Regions from separate parts of the Mus musculus genome. Here region 1 is linked to region 2. The links are chromatin contacts, found by POLR2A ChIA-PET in ENCODE. All regions are on one chromosome and are shown on one strand. Each heading gives the region's core, a stretch centred on a gene start or an enhancer-like site at or near the end of the contact. The rest is flanking DNA. Distances are from core to core; before and after follow the strand shown. Region 1 holds the start of Cttnbp2nl (CTTNBP2 N-terminal like). Region 2 holds the start of Mov10 (Mov10 RISC complex RNA helicase).

What was found. ChIA-PET counts read pairs that join two places held with the same protein, here RNA polymerase II (POLR2A).
Region 1: POLR2A ChIA-PET joins it to region 2 with 10 read pairs in Patski. The contact joins the promoter of Cttnbp2nl here to the promoter of Mov10 in region 2. POLR2A ChIA-PET finds 5 or more read pairs at or near these places in 2 of 5 experiments (Patski and embryonic stem cell).

Annotation. Positions count from the first base shown.
Region 1 is chr3:105,050,929-105,055,046 of GRCm38, reverse strand. It overlaps Cttnbp2nl (CTTNBP2 N-terminal like), which reads left to right and starts at 2,094. Exons shown (of 6, transcript NM_001163332.1): 1 at 2,094-2,147.
Region 2 is chr3:104,816,393-104,820,418 of GRCm38, reverse strand. It overlaps Mov10 (Mov10 RISC complex RNA helicase), which reads left to right and starts at 2,114. Exons shown (of 20, transcript NM_008619.2): 1 at 2,114-2,483. The coding sequence starts at 2,347.

The sequences.
Region 1 (4,118 bases), core at 845-3,344, 230 kb before region 2:
GAATCCAGCAGAAAAATAGCCTGTTGTCCCACATCTGCCTCATTGTCTGGCAATGAGACACTTCCTCCGTGCATACCCACAGGCAAAGCAAAGGAAGGAGGAGGAAATGGATTCTTTTCAGGCTCCGTGGTACTATTCCTATACCTAATACTGTGACTTTAAATCACTTCGGACATTGTGTCCTATTCTGAGAGGTCTCCTTTGGCCATGGTGGTCTGCAGCACACTGTGTGGCCAAGAAGGATCTCAAATTCCTGCTTCTCCTCTGCCTCCATCTCCCACAGGATGGGATTTACAGGTGTGCACACCCTATCCAACAAGGCTGTCTTTCTGAATACAGAGCATGCTGTCTTTGCGAAACTCTTAGTGCTCTAGGTCATTGTTCCACAAGCACGGGGGCTGTACTGTAGCATCTCTGCATGCTGTCTCCAAGCCTGCAATGGAGTTGCTGGCTTTACTCTGCTGCTATGCTAATCACCACCCTTCCCTCTCAACAGGCCCCCCCACCACCCCCACCCCCACCCCCCACCCCCCCCCACCCCCGGTGGAAACTGGTGGCTGGTTAGCAGACTGTGGCACAGATTTGGTGTTATTCTTGTCATTTTTCTTTTCCAGTTCTTAACTCTATAGCCTTCCTCCGGTTCTCTTGGTTTCTTTGACTTCGTCTTCTCATCTTAATTTCTTACAGTGCTATCCACATTGCAGGGTAAGACAGTCTTCCCACACAGCACTGACACAGATAGTATATGGATGAACGAAGCGCTGTGTGGACAAGAAATACTGTTTGACTTCCTCTAAACCGTGATTACTTGGGCTGGGTATCTCTTTACCCAGACTGTAAACTGTACCTGTCTCGAGGGCTGTTTGCCTAGGGCAGTGGTTCTCAACCTTCCTAGTGCTACTGTCCTTTAATACAGTTCCTCATGTTATAGTGACTCCCTCAAACATAATTACGCTGCTACTTCATAACTGTAATTTTGCTGTTCTAGATTGTAATGTAGATATTTTTATAATGGTTGTCTAGGGGGTCGTGACCCACAGGTTGAGAACCATGAGCAGAGGGCTTTTTGTGTGTGTGTGTGTGTGTGTGTGTGTGTCCCTAATAGTCTCTTGCTGAATATTGTGAAAATTAGGAATAATGTATTCCGCGTAATATGTTACTTGTGCACTCAAATACTTGAGTTCTTATATGTACGTGTTACAAGTTCTTTAAAGCAATGCGGCTATTTAAACAGTTCAGTCACTTGTGGTGCTGAAGTGCAGGCTATGTATGGTAGAGTGCAATCTCTTCCCTCCAGGTCTTGTTTCTATCACTAAGATCTGCATTCCTGTGCTCAAGAGGCCAGCCATTTCCCCTCATCCTACTGTTCCGTTTCGGCTTCGTTACAAATGCATGGTCCACGGTATGACGGGGCCCAAACATATAAAATAGCCCCCCACATACATGAATGGCAAGCACAGTGTGGGGAAACACCAGGTAAGTTTGCAGCTATTTGGCTTTGCCCTGAAAGGCAAGTCGGTAGGGGTTATGCTCTCTACCAGGTGCTTCCACCCCAGCGTCTCCCTTTGTGTACATAGTGTGATGTGGTAAAGAAGATGGTCTTGCGCCCTTGCTTTCCAGCACCACACCCAAGGGGGAGAGAGAGAGAGAGAGAGGGAGAGAGAGAGAGAGAGAGAGGGGGGGGGGGCAAAGAAGACACGTTACTAGGTTTTCAATACTAATTCGAAAACAAACGCTAAAACTCACTTCTTTTATTCACATTTTAGATAAACCCTCAATTAAGCCACCACAAGGTGTTCCCAGGGTCCTGAAAAGTTGCAGAACCCGGGCGGAGACCAGAGCGAGCACAGACTCCAGCGGACCAGAGGAGGGTACTTCCTCCCGGAAGTGACGCCAGCTCAATCCCAGCCTGGCTCTCCCAAACAAAAGGGATCTTGCGGCCCCAGGAGGAGCCGGGATGACTTTGGAGAAGCCCCGCCTTCAGGCGGCGAGGATTGGTTTCAGAGCCGCAAGGGTAAAGCTATGATTGGCGAGGGTATCTGCCTGTCACTGCCGCCGGCGGGTAAGGGGCGGGTCCTGGGAGGCTGGGGATGGGGAGCGGGCGGCGGAGGCGGCGGCGGGGAAGGATCCCGGAGCGCCGAGGCCAGGTACGGAGCGTGGGCTCGGGGCTCTGCGGTGCCGGGGGAGCCGGGTCTCCGAGAGAGCCTCCTGGCCCGGAGCGTGAGTGGCTTTCAGCAGAAGTCCCTGTCGGGGTAGGGATGGTCCCCCTAGGGGGCGGGGCCGCCGCCTCCAGATCCCGGGATTCCCCAAGGAGGCGTCGCGGCATCCTCCGGGGTCTTTACGATTGTTCATTGTCTCTCGCTAGCCTCCGCCCCTCAGCAGGGGTCTCCTCCTGACCTGTCTCACTCTAGGTCGCCTTTTGCCCAGCCCTAGCCTCAGAGTGGTACTGGTGGGTACCGTTTTCTAGGCTGCAGCCCCCACCCCTATATTGGATCCCTGCGAATTCAGACATCCTTTCCCACATCTGTCCCTGCTGGCAAGCGTGGGTCCAGAACTAGGGTTCTGTATAAGATTTAAACACACACACACAAACCAGCGTTTTCCTTATGAGGGATGGGCGAGGGGGAGAAAAAAAGACGAAACCCAGACAGACACCTCCAACAGCCAAAGCGGCCTTTCCCCCTCTTTTAGCTCTTCCCATCCCCCAGCCTGTGATTGCTCCTACAGCCTCCCCAGATCCTGTATTCTCTTTCTGAGTGTTGAAAGCTCCCCGGCTTAAATTATACATTATCTTCTTCCCATCGCCCTTTGTACCTTTCTTGCCCTTTCTGTTTCTTTTGGGAGAAACCAGCTTTTAGGGGCTTTTTAGGTTTGAGTTGCCTTTCGATTTTGCTTTCTACCCGGTTTCTTCTCTTGAGAACTTAGTAGGGAAGCATCCGCATATTTCATAGCAAGGTGGGTGTGTTAGCTTTCAGCAGAGCTGGCCTTGTGTGGGTAGGAATGCAGTGTGTATTGTTTGACAGTCACTGAATAATACCATATTTTCAAATGAAATGGTGCCGAGGAGTCAGTAAATGCCTTTGCAGAAGGAGTCCCCATCTCCCAATTTGGAGTGGGCTGGTCCGTTGCTCAGGGAAACTGCAGTTAACCTTGAAGGTGTATGGCAGGTTGAAACAAAAGACAGGAAGTATTTGAACAAAATTCAGGTTCAGTTGGCTAGGTTTATAATTAATCTGGTCCTGTGGCCTCTGAGTACTGTCTCACCCCTCTTTTATAGTGGGATTTTACCCTCAAAGGAAACGAATATACATGTAATGTGGTGGTGTCTAGCACACCATCATCATCAACCAAAATTTAAAGCATTAAAATAAAAGGTACTTTTCAGTTTCAGAGAGAAGGGCAGATAAAAGCCTTGGGAATTCAATTTTCACGTCTCTGTAGAGTCCCTGTAAAGATCTACTAAAGTCTTTGGCATTTTAGCAGTTGCAAAGTACAAATGATTTTGTCCTGACATTAATGTCATTGAATCTCCAGTCATCATCTGTGGCCAGCAGTACCACCTATTAATTTTTCCATATTTTTAGCATTTTAAGTTTTTATCTCAAGTTCATTTTCCTGTTGGTTATTTATAGCTGATAGAGGCGAGGTGCGGAGTTGCAATCAGAGAGGGTGATTGTAGTGGCTGTTGTCTGCAGCCTTCCTGAGTAGACTTCCTGAAGGTAATTAGTTTTGAGTAGTCAGGTTCCTAGGTTTCAGAGCCACTCTAGGGGGCTGCAGATCTGTTCCATGATTGTTTCCAGATATGTAGTGAGAGGAAGCACAAAGAAGAAACTGTATGCAGGGTCTCTCCCACAAACACAAAGTTTATTGCCATAGGAGGGAGAGATACATTATCCCAGAAATAGCAGCAGGGGTTTAAAAAAAAAAAAACCCTAGAAGTAAAACAGGAAAGCCCTAAAAGATGTGTCTCATTACCTGAGTAGAGAAGGGAAATAAACTAAGGTAGGAGACGTCAGGAGACCCAGGGAGCAGTGATTTCCAGGGCCTGGACAAACAGGAGAAGCAGAGTAATCTCATTGATGTTTTGGCACAATAAACAAGACCTGTTTGATATACCT
Region 2 (4,026 bases), core at 865-3,364:
CAAAGGTTAAAGACTGTTAAGTGATGATTTATAAAACCCAGCAAGGAGTAATAAGAAAACAGCTGGGTATAGTGGTGCAGGCCTTTAAGTCCCAGTACTCCCTGAAGCAGAGGCAGGGCTGATGATCTCTTGAGTTCTAGGCCAGCCTGGTTTACAAAGTGAGTGCTAGGACAGCCAAGGCTGTTACACAAAGAAATCTTGTCTTAAAAAAAATCCCCCCTGAGAAGCTTAGAGTTTATTTCACATACAGTTACAGACTGCTGCTGCTGTTCACAATACCATCAACCTTACTTCTTGGAAGTCCAATTCTTAAGAGAAAGATGTAATGAAAGCTCCAGGAAATGACTGAGCTGAGGTGATTTTTGAGAGGGGGCAGGCATTCTAAAACCGAATGCATCAAAACAGTAACTTTCAAAGTAGAGCCTTCCAGAAGACAAGTAGAGATGTCACATTGTAACCAAAGCCACTCACCATTCAAAACTTACTCAAGTTTTTACATGGACTACTGTCTGTGTTTTGAGAATGTTCAGATAATCCAGAGAAAGGGCTGAGGTCCTCAGGTGACCAGATTTGCTGGTCTGAATTGTTAATGTGTGATAGTGTGAAGGGCACAATAAAAAAAAAAAGCCTTTTTAGTTCTTCAGTTAGTCATGTGTCTGGTTATTTTGAGTAAATTATGTCATTGGATTCTGGTTATCAAGTGTAGCCTTGGGTGCATTGGGATTCCTAACTAAGCTATTTCTGTATGTCTAAAAGGCACTTTTATTGTGCTCATCATAGGTGTATTTGTAGGATTTTGAAATGATAAAGAATAGCAATTTTGTTTTTGAGACTGTCCTGCTGTGTAACCCAAAGTGGCTCAGACTCTTAGTAGACCTTCCTCAGACTCTCAAGAAGTGGGATTACAGGCTTGGACCACTGTGCCCCAAAACAACAGTACTTTTTAGAAGTCTATTATCTTCTCTGAGCCTGCATCATATAAAGTGGATGGGAAGGTCTGGAGGTGTTAAGCATCTGGCTACTCCTAGTTTTTCCCTCGAGTTTACATCAATTTCTAGGACGTAAGATTTCCCTGTTCCTGTAGTCTCCATTCCTGACTGCATAGCATACTCTTGGCTTAGGAGTAGTTAACCAAGGGGGAACTTGACCCTGTTCAGGGCATTCCCTACCCTGGGTTAGACTGTTGCTGCCTATAAGGAACCTTGGAGAACAGTAACTTTGATACATGTGGAATTCTGGTAGATTAAGCCTTTCTCACTTTCTCATTGTAGTGTGTATGGGGTTTGTTTGTTTTGGGTTTTGTTTTTGTTTTTTAGTTTCATTCCAGGGGATAAATAGGTGCAGAAGGCTTGTTTTACATTTGTTGTTATAGTAGCCCCACCCCTTAGTTTGCCTAAGCATATTGGTCTACTTCTTTTCCTGGTACTAATGTTGTCAGTGTTAACCATTTATTGCCTAGCACGCCTGGCTCTCTAGGTGCTAATGTTTTTTTGACTGGCTGGGCAATCATGATTTACTGCCAATAAGTAGTGAAGAGTAACACAAACCGAGTGCCCAAATGCATAGCTCAAGAGCAAGAATCTCCAACCTTGAAGTATTATGAAGCCTGTGTGACCCAGAAAAGCAAGGACTGGGTCTTGGCAGAAGCTCTTGTCCCTCTCTCCCACACGCACACCCCTTTATCTATAGAGACACTTGCTCTCCCTCCATCCATTCCCCACACACACACACACACACACACAACTTTGACTTCTGCCTTCCTCTGTATCAGAAAGCCAGAGGAGGGAGGGAATGGGGGAGGGGGCGTGCCGCTCGCTTCCGTACTGGTTTATGTCCCTGGCAGTCTGGGGGAGGTGCTGGACGAGCGGCCCCAGTCCAGCTGCAGCCGACCCATGTCCGGGGCTCTGCCCTTTGCTCTGCAGCTTTTCTATGTCCCGAGGCTCTGGAGAGTGGGCGTGGGAGTAGCCCTAGCTGAGGCTCCAAGGTCCTCCGGGCTGTTTAGGGGGCCCCAGGCGATATCCACGTTCGGATCCTGGCTCGCTGCCAGGGGAGGGAGCTCGGGGTAAGGGGAGGGCCCTGAGGGAGGGGTCAGACTCCTTAGGAAAGAGTTAATGTGAAGGGGGGGAGGGGATAGGACGAAGAGACCGAAAGGAAGGCTCAGGTAGGAGAAGGACGGAGGAGGGGAGGCAGTCGGGGAGAAGGTGGCTGGCCGGAGCAGACGTCAGAGGTAGGGGGCTTTTCCCCTTTGCACCCTCACCCCAGACCAGCCAACTCTAAACCGCGGCGGCGACTTTCAGTTTCATTTCCGCGGACCCTCCTGCCTGGGCCGCAGCCGCCGCCGCCGCGATGCCTAGCAAGTTCAGCTGCCGAAAGCTCCGGGAGACCGGCCAGAGGTTCGAGAGTTTTCTGGCCGAACGTGGACTGGACCTGGAGACAGATCGTGAGCGGCTGCGGACGATTTACAACCACGACTTCAAGCCCAGGTACGGGCCGGCCCACCACGGGCCCCAAGACGCGGGGCCAGCGCCCCGGGTGGTGGGGCCACCTTCCCGCCGCGGGTGCACAGGGATGCAGCCCGGGGCCGATCAGGCCGGTCCGGTCCTGGCAGACCTACTCCGTCGTCTGCCCACGCCCAGCCAGCGCCACCCGTAGCCCGCCCGCTCTGCACAGCCCAGCCCGGCGGGGAGGGGTCGGTGCCCACGCGCGGCTCGCGGTGGTCGGGGCTCGATGGTGGGGGAGGGGAGTCCCACAGGGAAGGCGCTGCAGGCGCGGGCCAAGCGGGGATCCCCGCCCCCTTGTTAAGGGAGGACTGCCTGCAGGGTCCACGCTGCGGGAGAGCTGAAGAGGCCCAGGGTAGGCGGGAGAATCTCGGGGAGCTTTAGGGAGAAAAGAACACAAACTGCGTAGGCAATCAAACCTCCCTTAGCACCTGTGGCTTCTCCATGGAGACTCGGGGCCAGGGACAGCCTCCTAGAGGCCCCTTTTCCCTATGGCTGAAGATATTTGGTTTCCTTTTCCTGTTACCACCCAAGTAAAAAAATCAAAGAGACTTCTGTCAAACCATAGACGAACACCTCTAGCAACAGGCTGCTGCTATGGATGGAAGCCGGAGAAGCAATTTAGCTGGGATGAGTGTAAAGAGGTGCACTAGTAAGCAGGGGAATGGGATTGGGCCTTAACAGATTTTGAGAGATTTGCCTTGCAACTGACCAAAATGCTAGTATGGGTGAGATATGGCTGCTGTTACGTGATTTGGGGCGAGTTTTAGACGGAATTAATAATGATAGTGTAGCTTGAGGCTAGGGGAGAAGGTAGGAGTCCGCGTTAACCAGAATATTACTGTTATTCATGAACATGTCTTAAAAGGAACATTAAAAGGGTTGAGTGGCTTCTTGAAATAGAGGCAAAGACCTGTATTATGCTCTACCCTGTGCTGGGTACTGTGGGAACACACAGATGAAAACTATGCAGTACGCAAGGTATGATATGCATACAGCATAGTCTATAGTATGCCATACAACAGGCTGAAATGACGCCTGGGATGGTAAGGAAAATGCTGAAGGAAGGTAAAGAGCACTTAGCACAGGATGGATAGTCAACAAGTCTCCACCCATGTGTTCACCTATGTCCACAAAGTGCAGTGTGGCTCTGATCACAAGTCCAGTACTTTGGAAGTAGGGAAAAAAGAGTGCCTAACTCCAAATACAACGGATTGCTAGGGACTTAAAGCAGATGTCTGGGTGTTGTTTACTGAATGGAAACATCATACATCAAGAGCAATTCTTGCTATAAACAGACCAGAAGGTTACATATGGAAAGTGGAGGGTGTGGAACTTGATCAGATCATCTGAGCGGTAAAGTTTCTCACTAAGCTAATTTATCAGGGCTATCATTTATTCTAGTCAAGTTTATAACCATACAGGTTGGCCTCAAACTTTCAAACTTAAATGGGTCTCCGGCCTCAGGTTCCCAAGTGTACATGTGTGTACTATATGTGTGTACATGTGTGCACTATATATAAGTGCC